Regions from separate parts of the Homo sapiens genome. Here regions 2, 3 and 4 are each linked to region 1. Evidence: read pairs that join two places in POLR2A ChIA-PET (ENCODE). Cell type or tissue: GM12878. All regions are shown on one strand. Each heading gives the region's core, and the rest is flanking DNA. Links, peaks and the distances in the headings are about the cores only. Region 1 holds the start of RNF208 (ring finger protein 208). Region 2 overlaps GRIN1 (glutamate ionotropic receptor NMDA type subunit 1). Region 3 overlaps GRIN1 (glutamate ionotropic receptor NMDA type subunit 1). Region 4 has its middle 9.1 kb from the start of GRIN1.

What was found. ChIA-PET counts read pairs that join two places held together with the same protein. Peaks named below come from ENCODE experiments on the same cell type or tissue, not always from the same donor. Only the 100,000 strongest peaks of a DNase experiment are listed, where the experiment ranks them.
Region 2: POLR2A ChIA-PET joins it to region 1 with 19 read pairs; 19 of 35 experiments call an interaction of 5 or more read pairs at or near these places.
Region 3: POLR2A ChIA-PET joins it to region 1 with 33 read pairs; 19 of 35 experiments call an interaction of 5 or more read pairs at or near these places.
Region 4: POLR2A ChIA-PET joins it to region 1 with 27 read pairs; 24 of 35 experiments call an interaction of 5 or more read pairs at or near these places.

What each region holds. Positions count from the first base shown.
Region 1 is chr9:137,221,226-137,225,225 of GRCh38, reverse strand. RNF208 (ring finger protein 208) reads left to right here and starts at 2,986. Exons shown (of 2, transcript NM_031297.7): 1 at 2,986-3,237; 2 at 3,488-4,000. CYSRT1 (cysteine rich tail 1) reads right to left here and starts at 52. Exons shown (of 2, transcript NM_199001.5): 1 at 1-52. RefSeq lists silencers at 1,734-2,083, 2,394-2,443, 3,384-3,433. In GM12878, for the core only: no CTCF peak of the experiment used is centred there; a DNase peak (open chromatin) is centred at 1,645; H3K4me3 peaks cover 2,865 bases; H3K27ac peaks cover 791 bases.
Region 2 is chr9:137,155,218-137,159,217 of GRCh38, reverse strand. It overlaps GRIN1 (glutamate ionotropic receptor NMDA type subunit 1), which reads right to left. Exons shown (of 20, transcript NM_007327.4): 5 at 2,428-2,549; 6 at 2,181-2,355; 7 at 695-839; 8 at 514-597. It overlaps LOC105376328 (a long non-coding RNA gene), which reads left to right. Exons shown (of 3, transcript XR_007061878.1): 3 at 229-4,000. Among named protein-coding and RNA genes, the nearest start is that of MIR3621, 12 kb to the left of the region's middle. In GM12878, for the core only: no CTCF peak of the experiment used is centred there; no DNase peak of the experiment used is centred there; H3K4me3 peaks cover 821 bases.
Region 3 is chr9:137,149,596-137,153,595 of GRCh38, reverse strand. All of the region lies in intron 4 of GRIN1 (glutamate ionotropic receptor NMDA type subunit 1), which reads right to left. Among named protein-coding and RNA genes, the nearest start is that of GRIN1, 12 kb to the right of the region's middle. RefSeq lists an enhancer at 1,846-2,165. In GM12878, for the core only: no CTCF peak of the experiment used is centred there; DNase peaks (open chromatin) are centred at 2,155, 2,787 and 2,995; H3K4me3 peaks cover 1,113 bases; H3K27ac peaks cover 1,788 bases.
Region 4 is chr9:137,126,124-137,133,914 of GRCh38, reverse strand. No RefSeq gene overlaps it. Among named protein-coding and RNA genes, the nearest start is that of GRIN1, 9.1 kb to the left of the region's middle. RefSeq lists silencers at 3,555-4,064, 4,425-4,504 and an enhancer at 5,495-5,704. In GM12878, for the core only: no CTCF peak of the experiment used is centred there; a DNase peak (open chromatin) is centred at 4,144; H3K4me3 peaks cover 3,061 bases; H3K27ac peaks cover 2,871 bases.

The sequences.
Region 1 (4,000 bases), core at 1-4,000:
GCAACACGGCAGTCTGTCCTCTCGGTCTTCTGAGCTCTAGGTCCCAGTGCCTGAGTTGAGCGACTGGCAGCCGCCTTTTCCCTCCTTGGGAGGGGCGGGGCCATGGGGCGGGGCTCAGAGATGGGGTTCCCAAGATCCCAAGAGGCCCCAGCAACTGGAGCACGACAGCTGGCCCAGCCCTCGTCCTCAGGTGGGTGGCAGCCCAGGCCTGGGCTCTGAGGGGCACTGCCAAACCAGTGACTCAGCCCCTCACATCCGGGGCATGGCCTGGGCCCTAAAGGGCATCTGCAGCTTGCCTGAGAGGAGGGCAGGAGGTGAGCCTGAGGTCACGGCTCTGGAAAGGAAGTGGGGTGAGGCCCTCAGATTCCCGGGCCTGCAGTCCCCAGCCATTGCTCACACACCTCAAAGCCCCGGCGAGGCAGGGCTTCTAAGCCTCTGAGCCTCTTCTTAGCAGAGACCAAGATGCTTGAGAGCCATTGGCTCTTGGAGGCTTTCTGCTTCTTTTCTGAGATGGAGTCTTGCTCTGTTGCCCAGGCTGGAGTGCAGCTGCGCGATCTCGGCTCACTGCAACCTCTGCCTCCCGGGTTCAAGCGATTCTCCTGCTTCAGCCTCCCGAGTAGCTGGGATTACAGGCAACCACCACCACGCCTGGCTAATTTTTTGTATTTTTAGTAGAAACAGGGTTTCACCATGTTGGCCAGACTGGTCTCCAACTCCTGACCTCAGGTGATCCGCCTGCCTTGGCCTCCCAAAATGCTGGGATTACAGGCGTGAGCCACCGCGCCCGGCCGATTTTTGAGACAGGGTCTCACTCTGCCATCCAGGCTGGGGTGCAGTGGCATGATCTGGCTCACTGCGGCCTCAACCTCCTGGGCTCTAGTGATCCTCCCACCTCAGCCTCTTGAGTAGCTGGAAGGACTACAGGTGCACCACCACGCCGGCTAATTCTTTATAGAGATGTAGGTCTCACTATGTTGCCTAGGCTCATCTCAAACTCCTGGACTGAAGTGATCCGCCTGCCTCCACCTCCCAAAGTGCTGGATTCCAGGCGTGAGCCAGCGTGCCCAGTGGCTTTTCTGCTTTTTTCACTGATAAAAAATGTTTGATTTGCACGTTTTGTCACAGGTCTTATCTTACAATCAGTGACACGGGCTTTAGACACTACTGACATTTTTAGCTCATTTCTCAAACTGCAGTTACCCTCTGGCTGGCGGGCGTGGGGGCCACACGCGCCCCCCCAGCGTCCCCACCTTGGGCCCCCCGCCTCCAGCCGAACCCAGGCTCCATCTGCACCGGCGCAGGCAGGGGTGCAGCGGGCACTGGCGAGTGCCGCGGGGACGACCCACGGCAGTGGGGCCCTTGGGGCCCAGGGGAGCACCAGGAAGGGCGGGTTCCAGTCAGACGTGGCCTGTGTAGGGCCAGTCAGACCGGTCGGGACATGAGTTCAGGCAACCCGGCCCCGATTTGGGGAGAACTGGGTGCTCCTGGGGACCCAAAACTTGAGAGGCCGGCGACGGAAGTCCACTGCGCAGGCGCCGGAAGTCCCGCCCACCTCCCTGCCTGCCACTTGAGTGGCGCCTATGGCGCATGCGCAAACAAGGCAGGAACCGGCCGTGGAAATATTATTGCCCAGAAGCCCACGCGCTCCGGGGTTTCCCGAAAGACCCGGTTCGGATGTGACCAATACTCGGCTTGGGGTTCTCCAGCTCTGAATGGCGGGTCTGAAAAGGCCTGGCCTGGGGGGCGGGGCCTCGTGGCGGGGGCGGGATCTCATCCCCTACGGGGTGGGGTCTCGCTGAGGGGGCGGGGCCTGCGGCCTGGTGCTTCCTCGGGCGCACGCCGGGTCGGTGAGCAGAGTCTGCGGCGGAGCTGGGCTCCCGGCCCTCCCCAGGCCCAGGCTGCCTCAGTTGCCCCACCATCTTGCCAGGGCCCCGTAAGGACCCCTCCAGCAGCGCCCCTGTCACCCGCACACCTCTCCCTATTGCTCTTCTGAGTGACACTCGCCCGAGGCCCCACAGAGGGGCCAAGCCAGACCCTATGCGCAGGGCTGCTCCTCCAGCCTGTTTTGCCCACGCGAGCTCCCGCACCAGCGGCACCGTCCCCTCTGGGCTCAGCACTCTGCAGGCCCTGGGGCTCTGCCTAGAGCAGGTGCGGTCTGGCCAGTCCAGCGGAGAGAGGAGCTGAAGGAGGCCAGGATGTCCAGGGCCAGGTGCGGGGCCAGAGCTGGTCACAGCGTGGCAGCGGAGGCCCTCGAAGCCCTGGTCCCCTGCCTCACGGTGACCAGCAAGCCCGAGGGCTCCACAGGCAGAAGGCGGACCCAGGAGGGCAGGGAAGCCCCGGGTGAGGAAGCGGAGAGGCCCGGGCCTGCGCGCTGGAGTGCCAGGGGCCACCCTGTCCGGGCAGGTGCGGTCCTCAGGGCCGCCTCCACCCCGCACTGGGCTGCCAGCCTGTCCTTCGCGCACTCCCACCGGACCCGTCCGTCCACCGGCCTCGGCCTTCTGATCCGCTCCGCCCGCCCCGCTCTTGCCCCTTAGAGTCACAGCGATCTATCTGAGCTACGGCACCGGGCACAGGCGGAGCTGGAGGACTCGGGGCCTTCCCATGGGGCGGGGGGCCGGGGACGGGGGAAGGCACCGGTGGGCCCTGGAACCAGCTCCCCTGGGATCCTCCGCGCAGGTCCCCTCCCTCTCACTCCAGAGTCCTGAGGCCTCCTACTGTGAGGGAGGAGAACAGCCGGATTCTCCTCCTGAATCTGGGGGGGCGGGGGCTTGACCAGGACCCAGGATCAGCCTGGAGAGAACTGGGGGCGACGCGGGGGTCCTGCCCCCCACGCAGTCCGCGGGCGAGAGCGACGCCGGGAGCGGACCGAGGGGCGGCCGGGAGGCTGGCCCCGCCCCGCGGACCCCGCGCGGGTCCCCAGACGGGGGGTGGCGCTGCGGGCGCGGGCGGGCGCCGCGCGCACTGCGGTCCCCGCGCCTCCGCCGCAGAGCGCGCCACGCTCCGCACGCACCTGCCGCCGTCGCCGCCGTGCCGAAACCCGCGCCCCGCGCCCCACGCCCGCGCCCGCGCCCCTCGGTGCCGCCCGGGCCCCGCCATCGCCTGAGGTCGCTGCGGCCGCCGCCGGAGCCGCCGGAGCCCCCCGAGCTGCCGGGCCGAGGCGCGGGCGCCGCGTCCGGGCCTGCCTTTGAGACAACCTCTGCGGCGGCGGCGCGCGGCCGGGACGCCAGGCTGGGGCAGGTGAGCGCAGGGGGCGGGGGCCGGGGGCGGACTCAGCGCCCCTCCCCACGCGACGGGGGTCGGCCCTCGGGAAGGTGCGTCTGGCCTTGGAGGCGGGGACCGGGGAGGGGGTTGGGTTCTGAGGCCCGCGGAGGTCGGGATCCCACGGCTGAGGTCAGGGTCAGAGGTCGGGCGCCCGGTCCTTTGTGCAGGGCGAGGGCTAGGGTGGGGGTGGCCGGGGCACTGCCCTCATGCCGTCTCTCACCTGCAGCTCAGGCCTGGCCCAGGCCTCGCCTCTGCTCCTGCCGCGGAGCCTGCCGCCCCGGTCCTCCTGCAGCCAGCGCTTCGGCTAGCTGCCTTCCCTGGGCGCCCTGTCCTGGAGCCATGGGGCCCACCCAGCCCCTGCCTGCCCCGATGTCCCGGCCCGCGGCCTGCTGACCTCGGCTGCAGGGGGAGCCCCCCCCGCGCCCCCTCGCCAGCCTCAGCAGCCAGAGACCCTGGGTGAGACCCTGGGCCAGACCCCCAGCCCAGGGCAGCCTCCCACCCCTCCCTGCCCCCGCCTGCCTCCCCCTCCCCCACCCCTTCCTCCTCCTCCCAGGACTGGACCAGAGAAGCCACTGTGGCCACTGGGGGGGGCCCTGCACCCCCAACTCTCGCCGGCTGTCCCTAGGAGTCCACGGGCCGTCCGGGGCCCCCCCCAGGCCTGGCGGGACCAGGATGCTGCCCTGTCACCTGCCCCCCAGCCCCACACAACGCCCCCACCCACCCGAACATCCAGTCTGAC
Region 2 (4,000 bases), core at 1-4,000, 66 kb after region 1:
GCCAAGGGAAAGATGTTCTGGAGGAGGAAGCCGGCGAGGGCAGAGGCTCTCAGAGGCCCAGGGGAGTCAGGAAGGGCTGTCCCACACGGTGGAAGAGGACAGTTTGACCCGGTCCCATCAAGAGCAATGCAGGCTGGAGGAGGGATGAGGGGTGTGGAGGACCAGGACTGGGGACAGCGAGTGCTGAAGCTGAGGTCTGCCTGCTGTCCCCCATCTGCTCTTCCCCAGCAGGGTCCTGTCAGACAACTAACTGCCCCAGACTTAAGTAGGGCTGGGTCAAGAGGGGCACTGGAGACCCCCTGTGGGATGGGGGCAGCTTCCTCTCCTCCCTCCTGTTCTCTCTGCTTCCTGTGCTGTGCCAGGTGTGCTGGACGGTGTCCAGGGGAAGCAGGCCCCACCCCCACTTCCTTTAGTGGCTTTCATTGACCTCACCGCACCCTCCTCCTTCAGGCCAGAGGGGGTGGATGGGCTGTCTGGGGTGGGGACACTGAGGGAGGTCTGTGGGGCCCCCACCTTCAGTCTGGTGGACATCTGGTACCCTCGAGGCTTCTCTGTCTCTCCGCCTGGCCAGATGATCTTCCTGTCATTAGGGATGACCTGGGGGTGGGAGTATGAGATGGAGGGTGGCCACGCAGGGGTCTTGGCCCCAGGACCCTAAGGCCCCAGCCCCCACCCCCTCATGACCCCCACCTACGTGGGTGCCATTGTAGATGCCCACTTGCACCAGCTTGCGGTTCTGCAGGTTCATGATGCTGTAGTTGGCGAACTTCCGGTCCCCATCCTCATTGAACTCCACGCGACCAGTCACCCCATCCGCATACTTGGAAGACATCAGCACTCTAGGGAAGGAAGCATAGCTGAGGCTTCTCAGAGATGCTCCTTCTCCTGCTCCTCCCTGCTCCTTCCCCCTGCTGCTTCTCCCTGCTCCTTCCCCCTGCTCCTTCTCCCTGCTCCTTCTCCTGCCGGCTGAGCAGCTTGGGCTTTTCCCTTGTCCCAGTCCCAAGAACGGAAAGATCAGCAGACGCCAGACCCTGGACACCGTGGTATCTGCCTGCACCAGATGGACGGTGTGGTTCATGACAGCTGAGTGGTTTATGGGTGCCAGACCCGGCTTTCTGTGGGTTAGGACGTTGTCCTCAGAACCATCCTGCCTTACAGAGACGGAGGCAGAAGCTCAGAAGGATGCCTGCCCTCTTGCCAGCAAGTGAAGGCGAGGTTGAGCCAGCTCTAACCACCAGGCTGTCCTGTCCGGCTGTGTGTGCACGTGTGCATTGTACCCATCGGGCCACATCAGTGAACCTGTGTGCACACGTGATCCCTATGTGGGGTGCACCCCATGCATGTGCTTGTGTCACATGTGTGTCATGTGCCTGAGTCTGTGTGCACACATGGTTCTGTGTATGTGTGTCGTGTGTGTGCACACGTGCTGCCTACATCTGCACTTATGTGGGCGTTGTGGATGGTGGCTCTGCACGTGCTACTCAGTGGTTGGGGATCTGGGGGTGAGCTGGCATGGCATGGTGTCCAGGCGTGCTGTGAGCTAACTCCTGCCACACTGCAGATGTTCACTTGGGTCTCTGGGCCTTGGCCAACCCTGGCTGTCTAAGGCTCGTGTGCTGTTCTTGGGCTGCTTGTCTGGCCTCCTGGGTCCCTGGAAGCTTTCAGTCCCCATCTGCATCAAGAGCCTCCTCCCAAAGGCTGCCAGCCACACAGGGAGAGGGGTGCTGTTTCAGGGTGGGCTGCAGTGTGGAAAGTAGGGGCGGAGGCAGTGGAGCCAGTCCCCACTCCAGTGACGGCCCAGGTACTGGTGTCAGTGTTGAGAAGAGGGCAGATGATTGTGCCATTAGATGTGGTGGTGCTGGGGGTGTGGGGGGAGAGGAGAGAAGTAACAGTGTCCAGAGGATGTTGGCAGCAGGCTCCACTGCAGTACCCCTGAGAGCGACGCCGCCCACCTCCTGGAAGCGACCCCGCCCACCTCCCCGAGAGTGCCCCCACCCATCTCTTGAGGAGCGCTCCCCCAGCTCCCTAAGAGCGGCCCCGCCTAGTCCTGAGAGCTGCTCCGCCCAGCTCTGGAGAGTGGCCCCGCCCACCTCCCCAAGAGCGGCCCCGCCCATCTCTGGAGTGACCCCGCCCACCTCCCCAAGAGCAGCCCCGCCCAGCTCCGGGGAGGCCCCGCCCACCTCTTGAAGAGCGGCCCGGTCTTCCAGATGTTGGTGTTGCCCACGCAGCCCCGCGGCGGGTCGGTGATGTTCTCCTTCTCGAGGAGCTCGTGCACGGCCTGGGCCACCACGCCCACGGCGTCGCTGATGTGGGCCGACTCGTTCTTGCCGTTGATGAGCTGCAGCCCGAGGATGCCTAGGCGAGCATGCGACTCAGAGCCCGTGGGGTCCTCCCCGTTCGGGGACCCCGCCAAGGCCCAGCACTCACCGTCTGGGGCGTAGCGCAGGGCGTTCCCCGAGATCTCGCGCTCGCCGACCAGCCACACGTACCCGGAGCCCGTCATGTTCAGCATCGCGGCTGCGCGGTATACAGTGGCAGCATCGTCCTCGCTGTGGGGCAGACGGGGATGACGGGCCAGGACTCCAGCACTCCCACCGCGGCGCTCCGCAGGCCCAGGTCCTCCTCCTCTGGAGCAGGGACCTGCCCAGCCCCCATCCCCTCCTAGAGCGAAGCCTGCAGACCTCGCAGAGGCGCTGCGGCCCAGAACCCAGGAGCCTCCCAGGCCTCCGTTGCTGGCTCTTACCTTGGGGGAGCAGGGATGGGGTTAGATGCTGGCCCCCTTACCTTGGGGGAGCAGGGATGGGGTTAGATGCTGGCCCTTACCTTGGGGGAGCAGGGGTGGGGTTAGATGCTGGCCCTTACCTTGGGGGAGCAGGGATGGGGTTAGATACCTGGCTTATGGGACTGACTTCCTTCTTGTGACCTGCACCTGTGCTCCCCAGCACGCCCTTCCCTCCACCTCAGAAGGCTCTGATGGGGTCCCAGGATGGTAATGGATCACCATTGATCACTTGCTGGCCAGATACCAGGCACTGCTCGAAGTGTTTTACGGGGATTATGTTGTTTAACTTTCACAATATCTCTGTGTCCCGAGGGGAAGCGGAGGCACATGGGACACACAAGAGTTGGTAAGTGGCAGAGTCAGGACCCGAGCTCCTAAGACCTCCTAGACAGGCCACACCCCTCTGGTCCTCTATGTTCAAACATGTGAAATGAGGGGTTGAGTGGCTCTCCAGGTTGGTGAGATATTGGTGGATCCAGCGTCCTGGGGACGGCCAGAGATGAGAGGCGGCTTTCCCCCTGGAGTCTGCATAAGCAGCTGCCTTCGCCCAGCCACCCAGGCCTGGGGCCTGCAGGAGGACAGAGCCCAGACAGGCCTCACCTTGCAGGCATGTGTGGTCTTGAGCTCTGCCAGTGTGCTTGCAGGTGGGCCCCTGTGGACAGTGGAGCAGGGGACCTGGTCCTCTGGGGCTGGGGCCTCTCTGGTTATGACAAGGACCTGGAGACCTGGTGGGACTCTGGAGGCCTTTGGGGGGTCTTCCCTCACCCCCGTCTGTCAGACCTTTCTCTGCAGGGCCTGACCTGTCTCCAGGTGGGCCTGGACTACCCCTGACACTTTGCTTCTCCAGACATGGGCAGCAGGGTTGGGTGGATTGCCTGAGTGTTGGATAATTTTCACAATACTTGACTGGAAACCAAGGTGGCCCTCCCCTCCTTGAGGAGGGATCTGCCCCCAGTTTTCTCGAGAATAAGCCCACAAAGAAATGCAGCCCTTCGGTGTTTGCTCTACATAACGATGCTATTGGATGTCAGTGACACAAAACAGAAGTGCTCCCAGTAGCACTGGCCCAGTGCCCCAAATGAGAGCATCTAGCAGAGGCTCCGCACACTGAACACAGCACAGCTTGTCCAGCAAGACCCAACACCACACGTGTCATGGCACAGCATGCCCGCTATCAAAGTGCCCACCAGGGCCTGACAGACAAGCCCGTCTTCTTGA
Region 3 (4,000 bases), core at 1-4,000, 72 kb after region 1:
CCTGTATCTGTATGTGTAGATGCACGTGTGTATGGTGTATGCATGGTGCATGTGTGTACACATGTGGTATATGGCATGTGTGCACATGTGTATGTGTTGTGTATGACCTGTACATGATGGTGCATGTGTGGGTAGAGATGTATGTGTAGTGTGACTATGGTGCGTACATACATTTGTGTGTGTATGCATGGAGCATGTGGTGTGTATGTGGCATGTGCATACATGCGTATGTGTTGTGTATGACCTATACACAATTCTGCATGTGTGGGTAGAGATGATGCATGGTGTGACTATGGTGTGTGTACATACATTTGTGCACATGTGTATGGTGTATGCATGGTGCATGTGTGTACACGTGGTATGTGGCATGTGTGCACATGTGTATGTGTTGTGTGTGACCTGTACATGATGGTGCATGTGTGGGTAGAGATCTATGAGTGGTGTGACTATGGTGTGTGTACATACATTTGTGCACGTGTGTGTGTGGTGTATGCATGGTGCATGTGTGTACACGTGGTGTGTATATGGCATGTGTGCACGTGTATGTGTTGTGTATGACCTGTACATGATTCTGCATGTGTGAGTAGAGATGTATGAGTGGTGTGATGGTGTGTGTACATGCATTTGCGCACATGTGTGTATGGTGTATGCATGGTACATGTGGTGTGTATATGGCATGTGCATACATGCGTGTGTGTTGTGTATGACCTGTACATGATTCTGCATGTGTGGGTAGAGATGTATGCATGGTGTGACTATAGTGTGTATACATGCATTTGTGCACGTGTGTATGGTATGTGCATACACATGTGGTGTGTGGTGTGTGCTCATGGGCATGGATGTGTGGTATGCACGTGGTTCCTGTGTGCCCTGACCATGTCCCTTCCCCTGGGCTGGCCTTTTTCTTAGGGCCATGTCTGGAAACGTGACCTTGGCCCTGAGGCTGGCAACGCGGGGTCAACCTGTGGGACCGCAGTGCACGGCTCAGGGGCTCACAGGCCGAGAAAAAAAAGTGGAGAAAACGCCCCCTCCCCTCTCTGTGGGGACCTGGGCATGGCGGGGTTCTGTGGATTGGTTTTGTATGTGGTTTTCTCTCCCGTGTCCTGTTGGTCACTCCAGTTAGAATGTAGGGATCAGGCAGGTCTAGCTTGATGTGAACTTGTCTATTGCAAAAGTGGCCAACAGTGGAACAGGTATGTTTTAGGGCAATCGATTCCTTGAGTTGACCCATCTTGGATGAAGAAATTCCACTTCCCAGCCAGCTGTCTGTCCATTTGTTCACCTGCCCATCCATCCTTTTATCCCATCACAGCTACAGAATTTCTCTCAAGCTCTGTGATGAGTAAGGGAAGTGTAAACAATTCAGAAAATAACAGAAGAGGCCACAAGTGGCTGGGCACGGTGGCTCACTCCTGTAATCCCAGCACTTTGGGAGGCCGAGGCGGGCAGATCATGAGGCCAGAAGATTGAGGCCATCCTGGCTGACATGGTGAAACCCCGTCTCTACTAAAAATACAAAAAAGTAGCAGGGCGTGGTGGCAGGGGCCTGTAGTCCCAGCTACTTGGGAGGCTGAGGCAGGAGAATGGCGTGAGCCCGGGAGGTGGAGCTTGCAATGAGCCGAGATCGAGCCACTGCACTCCAGCCTGGGTGACAGAGTGAGACTCCATCTCAAAGAAAAAAAAAAAAAAAAAAAAAGAGGCCACAAGTTCGAGACCAGTCTGGCCAACATGGTGAAACCCCGTCTCTACTAAAAATACAAAAATTAGCCGGGTGTGGTGGCTTGTGCCTGTAGTCCCAGCTACTCGGGAGGCTGAGGCAGGAGAATCGCTTGAACCCAGGAGGCAGAGGTTGCAGTGAGCTGAGATTGTACTACTGCACTCCAGCCTGGGTGACAAAGCAAGACTCCCTCTCAAAACAACGAAAAAGGAAATTAACTTCTGAGAGTCTGGCGGGGCTTTCTCTAAGAGGGGCTTTTTCTGGGCGGGGCTTTTTCTGGTAGGGGCTTTCACTGGGTGGGGCTTTCCCTGGGTGGCACGTTTCTGGGTGGGGCTTTCTCTGAGTGGGAATTTCTCTAAGTGGGAATTTCTCTGGGTGAAGCTTTCCCTGGGCGGGGCTTTCCCTGGGTGGGGCTTTCTTCTGGGTTGGGCTTTCTCTGGGCTGGTCTTTTTTCTGGGTGGAGTTTTCCCTGGGCGGGTCTTTTTCTGGGCTGGGCTTTCCCTGGGTGGGGCTTTTTTTCTGGGCGGGGCTTTCCCTGGGCGGAGCTTTCCCTGGGCGGAGCTTTTATCTGGCCAGAGCTTTTTCCTGGGCGGGTCTTTTTTTCTGGGAGGGGCTTTCCCTGGGCTGGTCTTTTTTCTGGGCAGGGCTTTCACCAGGCGCGACTTTTTTCTGGGCGGGACTTTTTTCTGGGCGGGTCTTTCCCTGGGCGGGGCTTTCCCTGGGCGGGACTTTTTCTGGGCAGGGCTTTCCCCGGGCGCGACTTTTTTCTGGGCGGGGCTTTCCCTGGGCGGGTTTTTTTTCTGGGCGGGGCTTTCCCTGGGCGGGACTTTTTCTGGGCGGGGCTTTCCCTGGGCGGGTCTTTTATCTGGGCAGAGTTTTCCCTGGGCGGGTCTTTTCTCTGGGCTGGGCTTTCCCTGGGCGGGTCTTTTTCTGGGTGGGGCTTTCCCTGGGCGAGGCTTTCGCTGGGCAGGGCTTTTATCTGGGCGGGGCTTTTTTATGGGCGGGGCTTTCCCTGGGCTGAGCTTTTATCTGGCCAGAGCTTTTCCTGGGCGGGTCTTTTCTGGGCGGGGCTTTCCCTGGGCGGTCTTTTTTCTGGGCAGGGCTTTCCTTGGGCTGGTCTTTTTTCTGGGCGGGGCTTTCCCTGGGCGGGCTTTTATCTGGGCAGAGCTTTCCCTGGGCAGGTCTTTTTTTCTGGGCGGGGCTTTCCCTGGGCGGAGCTTTCCTTGGGCTGGTCTTTTTTCTGGGCGGGGCTTTCCCTGGGCGGGCTTTTATCTGGGCGGAGCTTTCCCTGGGTGGGGCTTTCCCTGGGCAGGTCTTTTTTCTGGGCTGGGCTTTCCTTTGGCGGGTCTTTTTCTGGGCGGGGCTTTTATCTGGGCGGAGACTTCTCTTGGCGGATCTTTTTTTCTGGGCGGGGCTTTCCCTGGGCGGGCTTTTATCTGGGTGGAGCTTTCCCTGGGTGGGGCTTTCCCTGGGAGGACCTTTTTTCTGGGCGGGGCTTTCCCTGGGCAGGTCTTTTTCTGGGCGGAGCTTTCCCTTGGCGGGTCTTTTTTTCTGGGCGGGTCTTTCCCTGGGCGGGGCATTCCTTCTTTGGGACCTGTGCATACCCTTGGGACTTTGCCTGGTCACGTCTTTAAAAATCTTTTTTCCTGGAGCCCAGGCCAACCCTCCCTGGGGCTTGCAGTTGGATGAGTGGAGTGGACAAGTGACCTGTGAGCTTAAAGCCGAGTGCAGGGGGCGTAATGGGGGACGATTAGTGCCTTTTTATAGCAGCTGCAGGAGGAGCATGTAAGGCCCCGTGGGCAGCTCTAAGCAACAACCCTACCTTGGGCTGGGGAGATTCCTGCCTTCTAGTCCGAGGAGCCCTGGCTGGCCCCACCCTGCGTTCTGCCCTGGTGAGGGGGCTGCATCTGTCTCCGTGCTAGAGGGTCATTTGATGGACCGTGGAAATGGTGGTCTGCCCTGGGACTGAGAGTGTCGCCGGCTCTTTCCCATATGCAGGGCTGGAGGGCTGGGCTGTGTTCCTCCGGGTGTTTCACTGCTGTTTTGCTCCGCTCTGTTGGAGCCTAGCAGAGCTTTTAGGTCAGGGACAGTGGGGTTTTGGCTGTCCCATGGGGCAAGGCTCCTCACCCTGCCCTTCCCCACTCTTGCTTTTCCTATTCCCAGTCACCCAGGCTTTTCCTTCCCGGGAGAACCTAGCCATTTGCAAATAGGGAGCTTTTTACAGTGGGCTCCACCCCAAGGTTGCTCTGTGGCACCGGACCTGTCCAGAGCAGCTTGATTTCC
Region 4 (7,791 bases), core at 2,157-6,156, 93 kb after region 1:
CCATTTTCCTAGTTTGTTAAAAATATTTATTGTAAACAGGTATTGGATTTTGTCAAATGCTTTTTCTGTATCTCTTGAGATGATAATGTAATTTTTGTGCTTCAGTCTAGTAACTTAGTACATAACATCAATTCATTTTTGAATATTAAAACCTTACATTCCTGGCCAGGTGCAGTGGCTCACGCCTGTAATCCCAACACGTGGGAGGCCGAGGCAGGCGGATCACCTGAGGTCAGGAGTTCGAGACCAGCCTGGCCAACATGGCAAAATCCCATCTCTACTAAAAATACAAAAATTAGACAGGTGTGGTAGCTACTCAGGAGGCTGAGGCTCAAGAATCACTTGAATCCAGGGTGGGGCAGAGGTTTCAGTGAGCCGAGATCGCGCCACTGCACTCCAGCCTGGGCGACAGAGCGAGACTCCGTCTCAAAAACAAAACAAAGCAAAACAAAAAACCCAACAACAAAAATCCTCAAAATGTTCCTGAAATAAATCCCACTTGGTTACGATGTATAATCCTTTTTATCTTTCCGGATTCTGTTTGCTAATAATTTGTAGTGAATTTTTACATTGATATTAAAGGAGGATATTGGTGTGTAGTATTTTTGTGATATCTTTCTCTGGCTTTGGTATTAGGTGAATATGGACCTTATAGAATGGGTCGGAATTGGAATTAATTCTATCCGAAATTTTTGGTAGAATTTACTAGTGAAATTGATTAGGCCTGAGCATTTTTCTTTTTCTTGTAGAAAGATTTAAAATTACTAACTCAATTTCTTTATAGCTATATTCAGATTTTTTATTCTTTGGGAGTTGGTTTTGGCTATTTATTTATTTATTTATTTATTTATTTATTTATTTTGAGACAGAGTTTTGCTCTTATCTCCCAGGGCTGGAGTGCAGTGGCCCGATCTCAGCTCACTGCAACCTCCACCGTTCATGCAATTCTCCTGCCTCAGCCTCCCGAGTAGCTGGGATTACAGGTGCCCGCCGCCACGCCCGGCTAATTTTTTTGTATTTTTTTGTAGAGATGGGATTTCGTCATATTGGCCAGGCTGGTGTCGAACTCCTGACCTCAGGTAATCCTGAGGCCCATCTCGGACTCCCAAAGTGCTGGGATTATAGACGTGAGCCACCGTGCCCGGCCAGCAATTTATATGCTTTAAGAAATTTGTCCATTTCATCTAAGCTGCTTGATTTATTGACATAAAGTTGTTCGTAGTATTCTCTAACAATCGTTTTGTATCTGGAAGGGCAGTAGTGATAGCCCCTCTTTTATTCCTAATTTTAGTTTTTTCTTGGCCAGTTTAGCTAAACATTTATCAAATTTGTTGATCTTTTCTAAGAAACAACTTTTTAAGAACTTTCTTTCTTTTTTTTTTTTTTTTTTTTTGAGACGGAGTCTCGCTGTGTCCCCCAGGCTGGAGTGCAGTGGCCGCGATCTCAGCTCACTGCAAGCTCCGCCTCCTGGGTTCACGCCATTCTCCTGCCTCAGCCTCCCGAGTAGCTGGGACTACAGGCGCCCGCCAACACGCCCGGCTAATTTTTTGTATTTTTAGTAGAAACGGGGTTTCACCGTGTTAGCCAAGATGGTCTCGATCTCCTGACCTCGTGATCCGCCCGTCTTGGCCTCCCAAAGTGCTGGGATTACAGGCGTGAGCCACAGCGCCCGGCCAGAACTTTCTATTTCAGGCCGGGTGCGGTGGCTCACGCCTGAAATTCCAGCACTTTGGGAGGCCGAGGCAGGTGGGTCATGAGGTCAGGAGTTAGAGACCAGCCTGGCTAACATTGGTGAAACCCTGTCTCTACAAAAATTAGCTGGGTGTGGTGGCAGGCGCCTGTAATCCCAGCTACTCCGGAGGCTGAGGCAGGAGAATCGCTGAATCCAGGAGGCAGAGGTTGCAGTGAGCCAAGATAGCACCACTGCACCTACAGCCTGAGCGACAGAGAAGACTCTGTCTCGAAAAAAAATAAGTGAATAAATAAAAACTTTCTATTTCATAGATGTTCTGTTGTTTTTCCGCGTTCTAGTTCACTGACTTCCTTTTTTCTTTCTTTTTTTTTTTTTTGAGACAGTCTCACTCTGTCGCCCAGGCTGGAGTGCAATGGTGTATTCTCGGCTCACGGTAACCTCTGCCTCCCAGGCTCAAGCAATTCTCGCGCCTTAGTCTTCCGAATAGCTTGGATTTTGTGTGTGTGTGTGGGGGGGGGGGGCGGGGGGGACACGGTCTCACTCTGTTGCCAAGATTGGAGTGTAGTGGTGCAATCCTAGCTCACTGCAGTCTCCACCTCCCATGCTCAAGGGATCCACTTTCTAAGCCTGTCAAGTACCTGGGACTAGAGGTGTGCATCAACACACCTATTTTTTTTTTTTTTTTTGAGATGGAGTCTCGCTCTATCACCCAGGCTGGAGTGCAGTGGCACGATCTTGGCTCACTGGAACCTCTGCCCTCCAGGTTCAAGCAATTCTCCTGCCTCAGCCTCCCAAGTAGCTGGGGTGCCCGCCACCACACCCAGCTAGATTTTTTTTTTTTTTTTTTGTATTTTTAGTAGAGACGGGGTTTCACTGTATTGGCCAGGCTGGTCTCAAACTCTTGACCTCGTGATCTGCCCGCCTTGGCCTCCCAAAGTGCTGAGATTACTGGCATGAGCCACCGCGCCCGGCCTTTTAATTCATATTTTTTTGTAGCGATGGAGCTTCACCGTGTTGCTCAGGCTAATTTCAAACTCTTGGGCTCATGCAATCCTCCGGGGTCGGCCTCAGTCTCCTCCCAAAGCATTGGGATCGCAGGGGTGAGCCACTGTTCTCGGCCTCACCTCTTCTAACGTTAAGAGTTTGCAGTTATAACTTTCTCTAAGCACTGTATTAGCTGCATCCTATACATTTTCATGTGCATATTTCCATTTTTATTCAGCTCAAAATACGTACTAATTTTTTGTGATTTCTTATTTATTTTTAATCTTATGAGACGGAGGCTCGCTCTGTTGCCCAGGCTGGAGTGCAACGAGGCGATCTCGGCTCACTGCAACCTCTGCCTCCCGGGTTCAAGCGATTCTCCTGCCTCAGCCTCCCGAGTAGCTGGGACTACAGGCAACCGCCACCACACCCAGCTATTTTTTGTATTTTTAGTAGAGACGGAGTTTCACTATATTGGCCAGGCTGGTCTTGAACCCCTGACCTCAAGTGATCCCCCGCCCCCCCTCGACCTCCCAAAGGGCCGGGATTATAGACATTAGACGTCGTTGCCGGGGGAGCCCTCCAAACACCCAGAAATGCCACAGCCAGGACCGTGGGACGCAGCAGAATCGCCCAAGGGGCAGGGGGCAGCCTGGCCAGAAGAAAATGAGGGAGGGGCCGCGCGTGAGGTTCGGCAGGGGAGAACACAGGCCTCCGGCGGCCACGGACGCCGCTTTGCCATTTTGAGCGTTTCTGGGGAGGACAACGCGCGCAGGAAGCGCAGTCATCTCAAGCTGACCTCCAAGGCTACCAGGTTTGAGGGCTGGAGCCGAGTCTGAAAGCCCCGACCCGCCTATGGCGCGGGGACTGTGGGTCCAGCCGGCCGCTTGGCCCCCTCGCTCGGCGCCGGTCCAGGCGCAGCGCTCGGGCCCCGGCGACGGTGAGATGCGGCGCGGCCAGCTTAGCTCGGGGTAGGGGCCACCCCAGCCTCGCCCCAGCCGGCCGGGTCCGCGACCTCGGGAGGGTCCGGTCCTTCCCTCGGCCCCCGCGACGCCGCGCCCGGGTGAGGCCCTGGGCTTCTTGCCGGTGACCACGCGGCCAGGGTGGCCCCCAGCCCAGGACGGCTACCAAGGGCGGCCCAGCCCCATCCCCGCGCCGCGGGTCCCGGAACCGAAGAGCTGGGAGCGGGCGCTCCCTGACAACATGGCGGCGGCGCCCGGGCGCCTCCCCGGGTCCCGGGTGTCTGCGTCTCCCCGCGAGGCCGTGGGCAAAGCCGGTGCCGTCCGACGACAGGAGGCGAAAGGAACCCAGGACCAGACCCGCGGGGCGAACAGTGCTGGAGGACCATGCACCGACCACGCCCGAAGCAGAACCAAGGCCCGCCCTGTTGCCGTGGCGACTGCGCGCGGGGTAGACGCAGGCGCCGCAAGCCGTGAGCTCTCAGTGCAGGCGCATAGGCTGCGGGGTTGAGGCGCATTGCGTGCGCGTGCGCGCTGCTCACACGCGGACGGTTCTGTGCGCCGCAATGGCTGCCCGCGAGTATCGGAGAGGCGGAGCTCTCAGTCTTTTACAGGACCGGGTCTCCTGATGCCGCCGGTGGTTCCTCGAGGCCCCCTTCCACGCATCCGCCGCCGCTGCTTCATCAGGACTTCATTTCGGTGACGCAGAGCTTTGGCGAGAGCTACGGCAACAGCAAGAACTGCCGGCGGCTCTTGTGCTGCAGGGTGAGGACCGCGCCGGGCGGACCGAGGCCCGGGGTCGCTGCGCCCGCCGCCCTCCCAGCCTGCGGCTCCGAGCGGGGCCTGGGCGGGCAGACTCGACTCCCCCCGACGCCGCCCTCTCCACCCTTACCCCGCAAAAAGGGGCAAATCTGCTTTCCGGGCCGGGGCAGCCGTGGTCGGCACGCCTGCAGCGGTCTCAGCGACCCAAATTCTGCGGGGCGGTGGTGGTGGGAGGAAGGGTTGGAGCCCCAGCAGGTTGTCTGGGCTTCGTTTGCTTTTCGGCAAGGTCCTGGCCCAGGCCCCAGTCCCTCTTGGAGCGGAAGCCTCTGGACCTGTTGCTCCTAAGAAAGCAAGCGGCCCCTGACGCGTTGCTGTGGCCTGGTTTGACCCTCGTAGCCAGCCCATGTTCTGTGAGGCATGAAGCGCCACGCAGACACCACGACAAAGTGAGATGAACTAAGACCTCTTCTTGATTCTAAGCAGGGAACGCACAGCTCACCCTGTCACATGCAGCGATCATAAGCTGAGAATTACCCTCTTCCTTCCCACAGCGTCTAATCTTTTTTTATGTTTTTGTGGCAAGGTCTCGCTTAGTCGCCCAGGCTGGAGCGCAGTGGCGATCATGGCCCACTGCGGCCTCGACCTCCTGGGCTCCAGCGTGCGTCTAATCTAGAACCAAATCCTCCTTCCTTAGATCATCCCCCAAATCACCCAACTACAGGTGAAATCCTGTAATAGTTTCCTCCGAACACCCTGTTGCTGAGACACCTCAACGTCTCAACCTGGTGTGTTTGTACGTAGAGTAAAAGACCCAACTTGTTTAACTACAGGCGTGTTTGCAGTGGTCTTTGGCTTAAGGGCGTTATAGACTCTCAGTCGGAGAGTCACTGAGATTCAGTTGAGACTCTCAACTCAGAGCATGCCTTTCTGAGTCCCTTTTGTGTCTGTCTCTGGGAGCACAACCTATTCTTGGCTGGGAAGAAACAGGCATATTCTTTGTTTCATTCTCCTTGAACGCCTACCGTGGCCAGTTGCCGTTTTAGTTCTGACTGCAGAGATGAATAAAACAGATTTGTAGGAGAGGCTGGTGAGAAGCCAGCCACAGACAGGCAGAGGCAGGTGGCACATGTGTACGTCCTGTGTGGAAAAGAGCAGGGCCCTGGGGAAGAACCGTGGCTGGTTCTGAGGGCTCAGCGGAGGCTGCGGCACTGAAGGCAAGATCTGAGGGCTGAGAAGCTGCTGGCACCGGGCAGGGTGGGGAGGGGGCTGACTTGAGCCTGAGCGAAACTGCCTGAGGCAAGGAGGACCTTGGCATATTTGAGACGGTGAAATTCCCAGGGCTGGGAGACGGAGTGGGGGTTGTCTCAGTCCATCCGTGGTCCTACAGGTCCTGGAGGTAAGGAAGCAGACCACCACTTTTCCTGCTGGCCTCCTCTCCCCACCTTGCCTAGTTTATAAGGCAGGAGGAAAGGGAGAAAGCAAACAGTTGGAAAGAAACAGAAGTAAGATAAATAGCCAGACGACCTTGGCGCCACCACCCAGCCCTGGTGGTTAATAATTATAATAATAATATCAGCTCCTGACCTGAACTACTTGTGTTATCTGTAAATTCCAGACGTTGTATGCAGAAGCATTGTAAAACTTTCTGTTCTGTGAGCTGATGCATAGCCCCTAGTCACATTTCCCGCGCTTACTCAATCTACCAGGACCCTTCCATGTGGACCCCTTAGAGTTGTAAGCCCTTAAAAGGGCCGGGAATTTCTTTTTCAGGGAGCTCGGTACTTAAAGACGCAAGTCTGCCGAAGTTCCCGCGGAATGAAGCCACTTCCTTTTTTTTTTTTTTTTTTGAGACGGAGTCTCGCCACTTCCGTCTTTAACCCGTTGTCAGGGGTTTTGTCTGCGGCTCGTCCTGCTACAGAGGTAGCATGGAGGGTTCAGTTGATGTGCGGGAAGATTTTGGCGTGGACTGGAGGTCTGAGATGTTTACTGTGAAACTGCTCTGGCTGGGTGGAGACACTGGAGGGCAGGAGGCCAGGAGAGCTGCCTGGCTGTGGGAAAAGCTGAGTGGGGGAGGAGGGCTCCGCAGGAGTGGGCCTTGGGAAAAGGAGGGCGGGTCCCTGGGTGGAGGGGCCAGCAAAGGCTGTGCAGGCTCTGGCTTGGGGACACTGAGGAGCTCCGTTTTGGATCTGCCCACTGTGAGATGCCTGGGAGGCGCCATGGAGACCTTGGTGGGCAGGTGGTGCCGGGATCAGAGTCTGCCAGGGGAGACAGGTTTTAGGAGTCCCTAGGTATAGATGGTTTTTGTCGTCCGGAAAGGTTGGAAGAAGGGGCCAGGCCTAGTCCTGAGTGCCACCAGACTGAGAAGATTGGGGTCAGGGAGGAGGGCAAGGGCAGCCAGAGAACCAGGAAAACATCTCATCATTGAAGATACGGTTCAGGAAGGAGAATGGCCAAATTCCAGATGCTGTTGAGAAGTAGATTTAAATAGATTGAAAGTAAAAGGATGGACTGGGCACAGTGGCTCATGCCTGTAATCTCAGAACTTGAGGAAGCTGAGGTGGGAGGATCAAGTGAGACAGGAAGTTCAAAAGCAGCCTGGTCAAAATAGTGACATCCCGTCTCTACAAAAAATAAAATAAATTAGGACCTATAGTCCTAGCTACTCAGGCAGCTGAGGCAGGAGGATTGTGGGAGTCGAGGAGTTTGAGGCAGTCATGAACTATGATTGCACCACTGCACTCCAGGCTGGGCAACAGAAAAAGACCCCGTTTCAAAATAAAAAAAAATTATTACATGATATAAGGACATTATATAGTAATAAAAGGGTCAATTCATGAACACATTATAGCAATTATAAAGATGTATGGCCGGGCGCAGTGGCTCACGCCTGTAATCCCAGCACTTTGGGAGGCCCAGGTGGGTGGATCACAAGGTCAGGAGATCGAGACCATCCTGGCTAACACGGTGAAACCCCGTCTCTACTAAAAAATACAAAAAAATTAGCCGGGCGTCGTGGCAGGCACCTGTAGTCCCAGCTACTCGGGAGGCTGAGGCAGGAGAATGGCATGAGCCCGGGAGGCAGAGCTTGCAGTGAGCCGAGATCGCGTCACTGCCCTCCAGCCTGGGCAACAGAGCGAGACTCCGTCTCAAAAAAAAAAAAATAAATAAAGATGTATGTACCAAGAACAGCTCCCCAAAATATATGAAGCAAACATTGGCAGATTTGAAGACAGAAGTAAGTTCTACAATAATAGTTGTAGATGTCACTCAACCTATTTCAGTAATGGAAAACGTATCTAGGTGGCAGATCAACAAGGAAATAGAGGGTCTGGACAGTGCTAAAATCAACTAGAAAGGACGGACACAGAACACTCACCCAACAACAGCAGAACA